Regions from separate parts of the Homo sapiens genome. Here region 1 is linked to region 2. The links are chromatin loops, found by intact Hi-C in ENCODE. Cell type or tissue: endothelial cell of umbilical vein. All regions are shown on one strand. Links, peaks and the distances in the headings refer to the core of each region. The heading gives the core; the rest is flanking DNA. Region 1 overlaps ZMYM1 (zinc finger MYM-type containing 1). Region 2 overlaps SMIM12 (small integral membrane protein 12).

Region 1 (5,382 bases), core at 278-5,277, 260 kb before region 2:
AAACACATGGTTGACCAAGCTGACTTTAGAGGAAAGTTCATAGCCTTAAGCACTTCCATTAAAAGAATGAAAATATATGCAACACACATTCAATACTAGAGTTAACTTCTATTTTCTTTTTTTTTTTTTTTTTTGAGACGGAGTTTCACTCTTGTCGCCCAGGCTGGAGTGCAATGGCACGATCTTGGCTCACTGCAACCTCTGCCTCCTGGGTTCAAGTGATTCTCCTGCCTTAGCCTCCTGAGTAGCTGGAATTACAGGCACCCACCACCACACCTGGCTCATTTTTTTTGTATTTTTAGTAGAGATGGGGTTTCACCATGTTGGCCAGGCTGGTCTTGAATTCTTGACCTTGTGATCCGCCTGCCTTAGCCTCCCAAAGTGTTGGGATTATAGGCGTGAGCTACCGTCCCCAGCCTATTTTCTCTCTTTTTTGAAACGGAGTTTCTCTCTTGTTGCCCAGACTAGAGTGCAATTGCACGATCTCAGCTCACTGCAACCACAGCCTTTGGGGTTCAAGCTATTCTCCCGTCTCAGCCTCCCGAGTAGCTGGTATTACAGGCATGTGCCACCACGCCCGGCTAATTTTATAGTTTTAGTAGAGACGGGGTTTCTCCATGTTAGTCAGGCTGGTCTTGAACTCCCGACCTCAAGTGATCTGCCCGCCTCGGCCTCCCAAAGTACTGTGATTACAAGTGTGAGCCACTGCGCCAGGCCTGTTTTCTCTTTTTTAAGGTGGAAATCAATAAATTAGGGCCGGGCATGGTGGCTTATGCCTGTAATCCCAGCACTTTGGGAGGCCAAGGTGGGTGGATCACCTGAGGTCAGGAGTTCGAGACCAGCCTGGCCAACATGGTGAAACCCCATCTCTACTAAAAATACAAAAAAATGAGCCAGGCGTGGTGGTGGGCACCTGTAATCCCATATACTTGGGAAGCTGAGGCAGGAGAATCACTTGAACCCGCGAGGTGGAGGTTGCAGTGAGCCAATATCACGCCACCGTACACTCCAGCCTGGGCAACAGAGCGAGACTCCGTCTTAAAAAATGAAAGAAAGAAAGTAAAACAGGTATATAGAAGATACTGAGAATATTTTCTACAACTCTAGGCAAATGCATTTGAAAGAAAGCCTCAATGAAATAGATGTTCTCCTAGAAAAAGTACAAGTTATCAAAATTGATGAGAGGGTAAGGGAGAAACAGCTGGAGAAAAGTGCCAGAGAAATAGTCTTTAAAAAAAAAAAAAAGGCCGGGCGCGGTGGCTCACGCCTGTAATCCCAGCACTTTGGGAGGCCGAGGCGGGCGGATCACGAGGTCAGGAGATCGAGACCACGGTGAAACCCCGTCTCTACTAAAAATACAAAAAATTAGCCGGGCACAGTGGCGGGCGCCTGTAGTCCCAGCTACTCGGGAGGCTGAGGCAGGAGAATGGCGTGAACCCGGAAGGCGGAGCTTGCAGTGAGCGGAGATCGCGCCACAGCACTCCCGCCTGGGCGACAGAGCGAGACTCCGTCTCAAAAAAAAAAAAAAAAAAAAAAAAAATTCCAGGCCTAGATATATATACCACTTAATTCTTTCAAATCTTTGAATATCACATTTTCTTTGTTATTTAAACTTTTCTGGCTGGGCGTGGTGGCTTATGCCATAATCCCAGCACTTTGGGAGGCCCAGGTGGGCGTATTACCTGACGTCAGGAGTTCAAGACCAGCCTGGCTAACATGGTGAAACCCCATCTCTACTAAAAATACAAAAATTAGCCAGGCGTGGTGGCGTGCGCCTGTCATCCCAGCTACTTGGGAGGCTGAGGCAGGACAATCACTTGAACCTGGGAGGCGGAGGTTGCAGTGAGCCGAGATCATACCATTGCACTCCAGTCTGGGCAACAAGAGCAAAACTCCATCTCAAAACAAAAACAAAACTTTTTTGAAGTATAAAGAAATAGTCTTTTCTTTGCAGGTTACTTAAATATAGTTATATTTTCATAACATGGCTTAATAATTTATTGTGCCATCCAGCTGAGATGTATAAATCAAAACCACAGCAGTGATTTTAACGTTTAAACAGGACAGTCTACAAAAAAGGAAATACAAATGGCTCAAACAAATAAACAGATACCTAACTTCATTCTTGTTTGTTTTAAAGAGATAAGGTCTCACTCTGTTGCCTAGACTCTGGAGCATAGTGGTGCAATCATGGCTCACTGCAGCCTCAAATTTCTGGGCTTAAGCAATCCTCCTGCCTCAGCCTCCCAAGTAGCTGGGACTTCGGGTGTGCAGTACCACACTTCACTAATTTAAAAAAAAAAAAATTGTAGTGATGAGGTCTTACTATGTTGCCAACCTCATCTTGAACTCGTGGCCTCAAGCGATCTTCCTTCCTGTGTAGGCCCTCAAAGGGCTGAGATTATAGGTGTGAACCACCACGCCCAGTCCCCAACCTTATTCTTAAGTGAATATACAAAATTCTACTGAGATTAAAACGCCATTTTTAAAGTAAGAGATTAGGAAAGATCAAAACATTTGATAACACTTACAAAGATTTAATAGGCACTCTCATGCATTGTGGGTGGGACTGTAAACTGGCACAATCCTTATAGATGGCAACTTGCCAATATCTATCAAAAGTAAAAATGCACATATCTTAACCTAGTAATTCTAACTTTAGATTTCCAGCTTACAGTAAACTCACTCATGTGCAATGTGACCTATATAAAAGGTTATAAAATGAATCATTATTTATAATAGCAAAAGGTTAGGAAAAAAATGTCAGCAGGGACTGCTCAAATATATTATGGTACATTCATACAATAACATCTGCAATTATAGACCAAGAATCAAGAAACTCTTCATGTAACGACATGGGACAATCTCAAAAATATGTTACACAGAGAAGACAAGCTGAAGAACAGTATACACCGTACAATACCACTTAGGAAAAATACCTCTAGAGGGATATTTAAGGAAAAGATAACACTTTTTGGGAAGAGAAAATGAGTTCTAAAGGAGGGAAGGAGACTTCACTGTTTATCGTTCTGTGTCTTTTGAATTTTGAACAATTTTGAAATGAAAACATCCCAATGGAAATACAAGTCTTTTAGGTAAGTTCAAATGAGCATGTATTATATTTCTTTCATCTGACTGATAAACTTTTCCACAATTTCATTGAGTCTTTCAGGCTCCATTAGTTTATTTACCAACTCCTGCTCAACAGCCATTAGGGCTGGGCCAGTAAGCTTCTCTTGTCCCATGGTATTACATAAATATGTCTTAAGACGAGGCAGGGTAGAAAATGAGTTCTCAGTACTTGCTGAAGTAATTGGCCAAGACAAAGCAATATATAATAGCTTTGAGAGACAAGGAATATTACTGTGAAGACCATGCTGAATAAACAAACAGCCGAGACTGACGAAGTTTATGCAACTATCATCTATGACAAAGTTAAGCTTTGCATAATGTCGATAAAATCTAAGTTCTGGGATAATGTCCTCATCAAGTTTATAAAATTCCTGAACATGTTTTGCTGTTGTTTCATTTAATGGTTCATTCCATTTAAATAACAGTTCTGAAATTTGCTTTATTTTGCAATAATCAAACTCCGAAAAACATAACTTTAAATTTTGTAATATAGTATCTAATCCTTGGTAATAGATATTAATTTTATATTGTTCTTCTGTTGAAGTAGGAAAAAACATATTATCTGAATTGCCAAGATCTACTGATTTCTGAATTTTTCTTCTTTTCTGAAGAGAAGGTTTTTCAACTTTAAAACCTTTACAGGTTATTTTTTGACATATTTCCTCTGTTCCATCCCAGATTGTTTTAAAGTATACGTCATTTCTTTCAGATGATAAACATTCCAAAATTGCTTCTATTTTTGAAGACAAAGAAAAAATGTCTATGGTTTTATTTTGAAGCTCTTTGGAAAGAATTCCTGTAACACTCAGCACTCGATACAGGAATTTCAAACAAAAGACAAATTCAAATTTGGAAACCAATGTCAGCAAATGACTCAATTCATCGGCGAAACTTGTATTTGAAGAATGGCTTGCTATAACTTCCAATGTTTCAATAATCTCTGGAAGACTGTCAATCACAGATAGTAATGTACGATCATGGACTGTCCAACATGATTGTGATATATGTTTCTTGCATGTTTTGTTTTGACTTAGCCTATAAATGTTTCGAAAATTTGCCAACATTTCCCCAGACATACAAATAGTGTTGAACAAAGAACTGAGAGTTTTTAGAGCACTTCGGAGTTCTTTTACTTCTTTACAAAACCTAATTATTGATAAATCCAAAAAGTGTGCATAACAATGTATGTATAAAGCTCTTGGTTCTTCTTTCTTGAATTCTGCTGCTATTTTATTAAATTTTATCTTCAAATTAGTGGTGCTATCATAGGCCTGGCCATGTATTTTATCCATATCAACTCCAATTTGCTGCAGATAAGTTTTGATAGTCCTATGTAAGTGGGTCCCAGTCATCTCCTCAGTATCAACAAAACCCAAGAATCTTTCCTTAATTAAGATAGCCTTTGATGATTTTTGTGGGTATCTTACACAAATTGAAAGCTGTTCTTTCATGGCACTATTGATTGTCTCATCACATATGATTGAAAATGCTGAGGAGTCATTGATCTCATTCACAATATCCTGCAACATTTCAGTCTTTATTATTTCGATAATATCACTTTGAATTTGTGTACTGTTATAGAAGTCAACTTGTGAATTCATAAGTCGAAATGTTTCTTCTCCTTTATCTTTTGCTCTCATTTCTAACAATTCTAAAAAATTGCCTTTATTCACAGATGAAACTGACTGGTCGTTTCCTCTTAAGGGTAAACACTGCTTTCCAAGAAATAAAATATTTTCAATTATAAGCTTTAGGTACTTTTTATTTCCCTCAATCTGTTTCGAATGAATAGATAAATCGTCACTGACAGCTCCATCACAAAATTGGTATTCTCTCCAAAATTCCAATGACTTCAAATGCATTTCACTTTTTTCATGCTTTCTGAATTTTTCCAGGGTTTTTTTCCAATTAGAAGTTCCGTGGGTTGCAAATGACTCTCTTCCACAGCTAAAATATTTTTGGCAGAACAACTGGCATGAATAACAGAATGCCACATCTTTTTTACTGTTTTCCAAACACTCAAAATCTGCACAACAAGATTTTTTAATACTTCGTGATTTACCTTTAACTTTTTGTACTTTGGATGTACATTTTGGGTGACATAGTTCATCACTTATTTTCATAGATTTCATATTGTCTTTTTGTACTTCTGTACTGGAACCAATTGCATGCTGACTGAATACTGATGAAGATGGTGAAACGCTTGGCTGTTCCGTACTACTACTAGCAACAGCATTACTGGGTTCACTA
Region 2 (5,382 bases), core at 184-5,183:
ATTTGGGCGTTGCCTTTAGGAGGGATACCTGCATGTCTAGTTCCAGTCTGCACTGGAAAGAATTCAAATATGCACCTGGCTCCCTTCACTATTTTGCCCTATCCTTTGTGCTCATTCTTACTGAAATCTGTCTTGTCAGCTCAGGAATGGGATTCCCCCAGGAAGGAAAGCACTTTTCTGTTCTGGGAAGCCCAGACTGTTCACTTTGGGGCAGGGACGAACATGTGCCTCGTGAATTTGCTTGAAAACAGTCACCATCTTCTACCCCCATCACTGTATAGTGAAAAACCTGATTAAAGTGGTATCTGAGAACCATAATGATCGAATCTTATCATCCAGGTGGTATTTGGGGGTCTTCTTAGGAGTTAGGCAAGTACAGGCATTTTAGAGCAGGATAACATTGGTATTAAAGGGTGCCAAGGAGCCCTGGAAACTGCTTTACTAGTGCGGTTGCACTGAACCCTGGAGGCACAGATTCCCAGGAACCTTTTTACCATTATTACAATTGGCTGCAGCACCTTCAAGTCTAAATGGAGGTAGACCTCACATACACACACATAGACGCCTTTCCCTATAAAAGTATATACGCACATTCAAGAAAATTTGGTAGGGATTTTAAAAAGGTCACCCATGTTCCCAGCTCGTTAATAACAACCGTTAACATTTTGTTGTCTTTTACTAATTCTCTGCATAGGTTTTAGAGATAGTTATCATTACTGTACATTTAATTTTATATACTTTTCTCACTATTATCATTTTCCCATTTTACATGGTCATCATAATTGGTTTTTTGGAGACAGGGTCTCACTCTGTCACACAGGCTGGAGTGCAGTACAATTACGGCTCAGTGCAACCTTGACCTCCTGGGCTCAAGTGATCCTCTCACTTCAGCTCCTCAAGTAGATGGGACTACAGGAGTATGCCACCATGCCCAGCTAATTTTTTTATTTTTTTGTAGAACCAGGTCTCACTATGTTGCCCAGGCTAGTCTCAAACTCCTGGGCTCAAGTGATCCTCCGGCCTTGGCCTGTAGTTTCTTTTTTCTTTTTTTTTGGAGATGGACTCTCATTCTGTCACCCGGGCTGGAGTGCAGTGGCGTGATCTTGGCTGACTGCAACTTCTGCCTCCTGGGTTCAAGCGATTCTCCTACCTCAGCTTCCTAAGTAGCTGGGATTACAGGCGTGCGCCATCGTGCCTGGCTAGTTTTTGTGTTTTTAGTAAAGACAGGGGTTTCACCATCTTGGCCAGGCTGGTCTCGAACTCCTGACCTCAAGCGATCCCATCTGCCTCGGCCTCCCAAAGTGCTGGGATTACAGGTGTGAGGCACCGTGCCTGGCAGTCTGTAGTTTTTTTTTGTTGTTGTTGTTGTTGTTGTTTTAAATATGGAGTCTCGCTGTATTGCCCAGGCTGGAGTGCAGTGGCGCGATCTTGGTTCACTGCAACCTCCACCTCTTGGGTTCAAGCGATTCTCCTGCCTCAGCCTCCTGAGTAGCTGGGATTACAGGTGTGCGCCGCTACGCCTGGCTAATTTTTGTATTTTTAGTAGAGACAGGGTTTCACCATGTTGGTCAGGCTGGTCTCAAACTTCTGACCTTGTGATCTGCCTGCCTTGGCCTCCTAAAGTGCTGGGATTACAGGCGTGAGCCACCGTGCCTGGCTGTAGTTGTTTATAATAGCAACATAATTGTCTATCAAGTGGGAGTATGACATAAGTTTATCCTGGACAATTTCCATATTGCTGGACATTTGAATTGTTTCTGGTTGGTCACTCGTTTAGATACTGCAACGAATATCTTATATGAAGCTTTTCCTGCGTTTTGGAATAAACAGTAAAAATAGTAAATGTCATTTTGGATGAAATGGGATAAATGAGCAGTTTTGAGGATCTCATGCATAACACCAAATGTCTTTCCAAAAGGGCTCTAGGAGTTTCTACTAAATCTTACCACTGAAGACGTTGCTGGTAAGGCTGTGAGGGGAGTAAAAGCAGAGAGCAGGAAGAAGCATAAGAAGCTGTTGCCTCTTGAAGCCTACTGATGTTTAACTAAAGTCAGCACAGGGCAGTAGTGAGCATTTGATGAATTGATCTGCCTCTAAAAGGGAGTGGGTATTGGCCCTGCTTCTTAGGTTCTCTCTCGTGAGGCCTGATGGTGTCCACAGGTGGGTGAGGGTGGAGTTCCTGAACAGTTAGAGGGGCCAGCTGTGAAGAGGTGCCAGCTGGAGGTGCCTTCCAGGACCTGGTGGTGGCCTGAGAGGAGGGAGCAGGTTGAGTCGTTGGCTTCTTCTAAGGCTCCCTGAGGCCTAGTGGGAATGCGGAAATGAGCTGCTGTTGCTTCCCAGGGAACAAATCGGATGGAACTTGGGAAGAGACTGTCAGCTACCAAGTAAGGAGATTTCTGGTTCTGGCTGCAGGTTCTGGCTGATGAGCAGGCCTTATCGGCACACCAGTGCTGCCACCCTATGGCAGTCCTGGGCATTACCAAGCCTGCAGTCACTTCCCTGGGCTAAACCAAACACTAGTGCTGACAGAGGTCAGGTGACAAATGAGCCACCACGCTGGCAGAAAGTATAGACCTGCCGAAAGGGGGCAGTGGTGACTCACCTTCCAATCTGCTGCTCATCCAGTGGTACCAGATTTTTGAATTTTTCTAAAAGATGTTCTAAGAGCTCCAGAGGGGGTAAAAAAAAAAAAATGAAGAGATGCTAGAAATTCAGGGTTTTTTGGTGTGTGTAACCTTCTGATTTTCAAGTGTTGATAATTCATTATACAAAATTCTAAGCATGCTATCATACCCGTGGGGTTAATTTGACCCAGTGGCTGCCAATTTGTGACCTCTCAAACTGCCTCCTCCTTCTGATGACACCTATAATTATGGTTTTTTTTTTTTTTTTTTTTTTGGCGATCTAACAACTTGTTACAAATATTAGATCCCAGAATTGGTTTCCCTCAAAACACTTTTGGGCATCCTGTACAAAGGCAGCTTAATAACCTAAGAAAAATGTGAGGATGGAAAGCCTACAGAAATAATAGCAAACACATTTCCCATGGACATTTTTGGATTTTCAGATCTTTTAAAATATCCCTGTCACCACCCGTTGGCCTCCACTTGGTGTCTGGTCGAGAGAGCCCTATCTTTGGGAATCCAGGTGGCTCCCTTCTTCCAGTCTCACTTTGATTGTGCCCCCTTTTAAATTCTTTTCTTTCCTTTCCAAGGGCACTTTGTCACTGAATTCTTCCTCTAGCAAGTCTATTAGTGTTCTCAGCTAGATCTTTCTTTCCCACAGGCTGGCTGAAATCAGCCGTTGCGGTGGCTGTAAGATAGTATATGTGCTCTTGCCTCTGCTCGGGTGACATTAGATAGCAAGGTTTATGTGGACGTGGGTATAGACAGGTCAGGGTTGCTGGGATGAACCAAGGTGCAGACCGGTTTTCTTCCATGCTTGCTGATTCACCTTGGAGGCATGTGACCCTCTTTTTGACTGGCCTTCCAGTCACAGTTCACTGAAACACATGAGTGAGTGGATGTGCTTGGGGCTTTTTGCTCCCCGCTTACCCCCGTCTCTTCCCAGCCCAATGATGGTGGTGGCTTTAGTATAGGGTCCTCTCCGAGCACGGCAGGAATCACTTCTCTCCCTGCAGCGGTTCAGTGTCTGGTGCTTTTCCACTCTTTCTAGACTCTTTCCTGTGCCTGTTGCTGTGTTAGCACAAGTCGGCTGGGCAGCTGCCAGAACAAGCCTGCCAGGGAGCCTTTTGACTCTGGTCAGCTCCCCAGGGCTCCAGGCTGGTGGGACTGCCGCTGAGTGAAACATCATGGAATTAGCCTTGCCAGAGTCTGGGTTGGGAGCCAGGCAGTGAAAATGTAAAAGCCCCTCCGTCTTGCTCACTTTTCCTTTTCTACTTTGCTTTAGATCTCTAAGCACTTGTAGGGTAGGGAGCCAGGGCAGTGTAGCAGAGGAAAAATAAAGTGGATTCTAGAGTCTGACAGGCTCGAGTTATGAATACTGCCTTAACAATTAACTGGATGACCTTGGGCAAGTCACTTAGCCCTTCTGAACCTCAATATCCTCACCTGTAAAATAGGGGTAAGAATTTTTGTTGGGTTGTTGTGAGGATGAGGTAATTATGTAAGGTTCTTAGCATAGTACGCTAAGAACTTTATATACATTGTCACAGACTGTGCTAAAACTTTACATACATTACCTCATCCTCACAACAACCAGTAGGTACTCAGTAAATGTTAGCAGCTTTAATTGTATTGCAGGAAGAACCTATGTTTCCTGCAATAGTTGTGTGTATCCTTGTGACCCTGGTGAGGTGGGGATCTAGGGGAGAGAGCAGCCTTGGCTGAGGGACAACAGGGACCCTCATAGACCTGGTGGTTGAGGGCTGCTTAGAAATATTTCACAGAGAGAACTGGCTTGCATAAGAACCAAGAAGCACAAGCTGGTCAGGAGATTGCAGGCTCCACACCTGCCTTAGTGGTAGTTCCATCAGTGCAGTCTGCAAAGTCAGAGGGAAGCAGATTGGCCAGAATGCCCAGGAGGTCACAGATCAGGAGAATTGGGAGGGGAAAGAGCCTTGGACTTGGAGGCAAGCGATCTGAGTGATGACCTGGGGTATGCCGCTTCACCTCTACTGGCCTTGGTTTCCCTGCAAAATGGGGAACGTGTTCCCTGCTGATCGTGTGAAAAGAGTGAGACAACCAGTTTAGAGTGCTCTGAAAACATGCAAGTGCTAGATATTACAGCCCAGTAAAACCTCCTTTATCTAGTTGGGATGGCAGCCAGTCTGAATAATAAAATACAAATACATGTGCTATTATTTCTTTCCTGTACAGAGCGTATTTTATAGTATTTGCTAAGTAGAAGTCTTTAGGGGAATCAGTTTGAAGAGTGAAGAGTAATTAGTAACCGGTGTATCAGTTTTCATCCTGTTCCAGCAGTGCCTCTGGTACTTAAAAAACAGTTTATTCTTTTTGAATTAAACTTGTTAACATCAATTATGTGTTAATCAGATCCTTTTTACATAATACAAAAGTAAACTCTGGCTTTGTTTTTTGTTAAAAAATGCCTAATGGGCCCTTCTAATTATTCAGATTTAAAAAAATCTTTACTAGCGCCCCAGCAAGGGCACCTTTTCCATGTAGAAGAATCCAAAGTCCTTAGGGCCCTTATTCCCTCTCTCACTGCCCAGTTTCTTCACTTCCAACCCCTGCTGCAATTCCGTTTCTCCTTCTCTGAGCCTAAGCTGCTAAGTGCAGCTGGAGTAATTTGCATAACCATCTCGCCCGGCCCTCTTCCTTCATGGGTTGTGGATGCAACAGAGTCTGCAACACTTCAAGGTAATTTTTTTTTTTTTTTTTTTTTTTTTTTTTTTTGAGA

The links. A loop is a pair of places that touch in the nucleus more often than their neighbours do. Peaks named below come from ENCODE experiments on the same cell type or tissue, not always from the same donor. Only the 100,000 strongest peaks of a DNase experiment are listed, where the experiment ranks them.
Region 1: a loop joins it to region 2, with 2.4 times the contacts of the local background. A loop is called at or near these places in 2 of 110 quality-filtered maps.

Annotation. Positions count from the first base shown.
Region 1 is chr1:35,112,994-35,118,375 of GRCh38, reverse strand. It overlaps ZMYM1 (zinc finger MYM-type containing 1), which reads right to left. Exons shown (of 10, transcript NM_024772.5): 10 at 2,517-5,382. The coding sequence ends at 3,117. Among named protein-coding and RNA genes, the nearest start is that of ZMYM1, 36 kb to the right of the region's middle. In endothelial cell of umbilical vein, for the core only: no CTCF peak of the experiment used is centred there; a DNase peak (open chromatin) is centred at 2,635.
Region 2 is chr1:34,849,980-34,855,361 of GRCh38, reverse strand. SMIM12 (small integral membrane protein 12) reads left to right here. Exons shown (of 2, transcript NM_138428.6): 2 at 1-5,000. Among named protein-coding and RNA genes, the nearest start is that of SMIM12, 7.1 kb to the left of the region's middle. RefSeq lists enhancers at 841-1,711, 2,136-2,365. In endothelial cell of umbilical vein, for the core only: a CTCF peak has its summit at 2,513; DNase peaks (open chromatin) are centred at 2,481 and 3,741.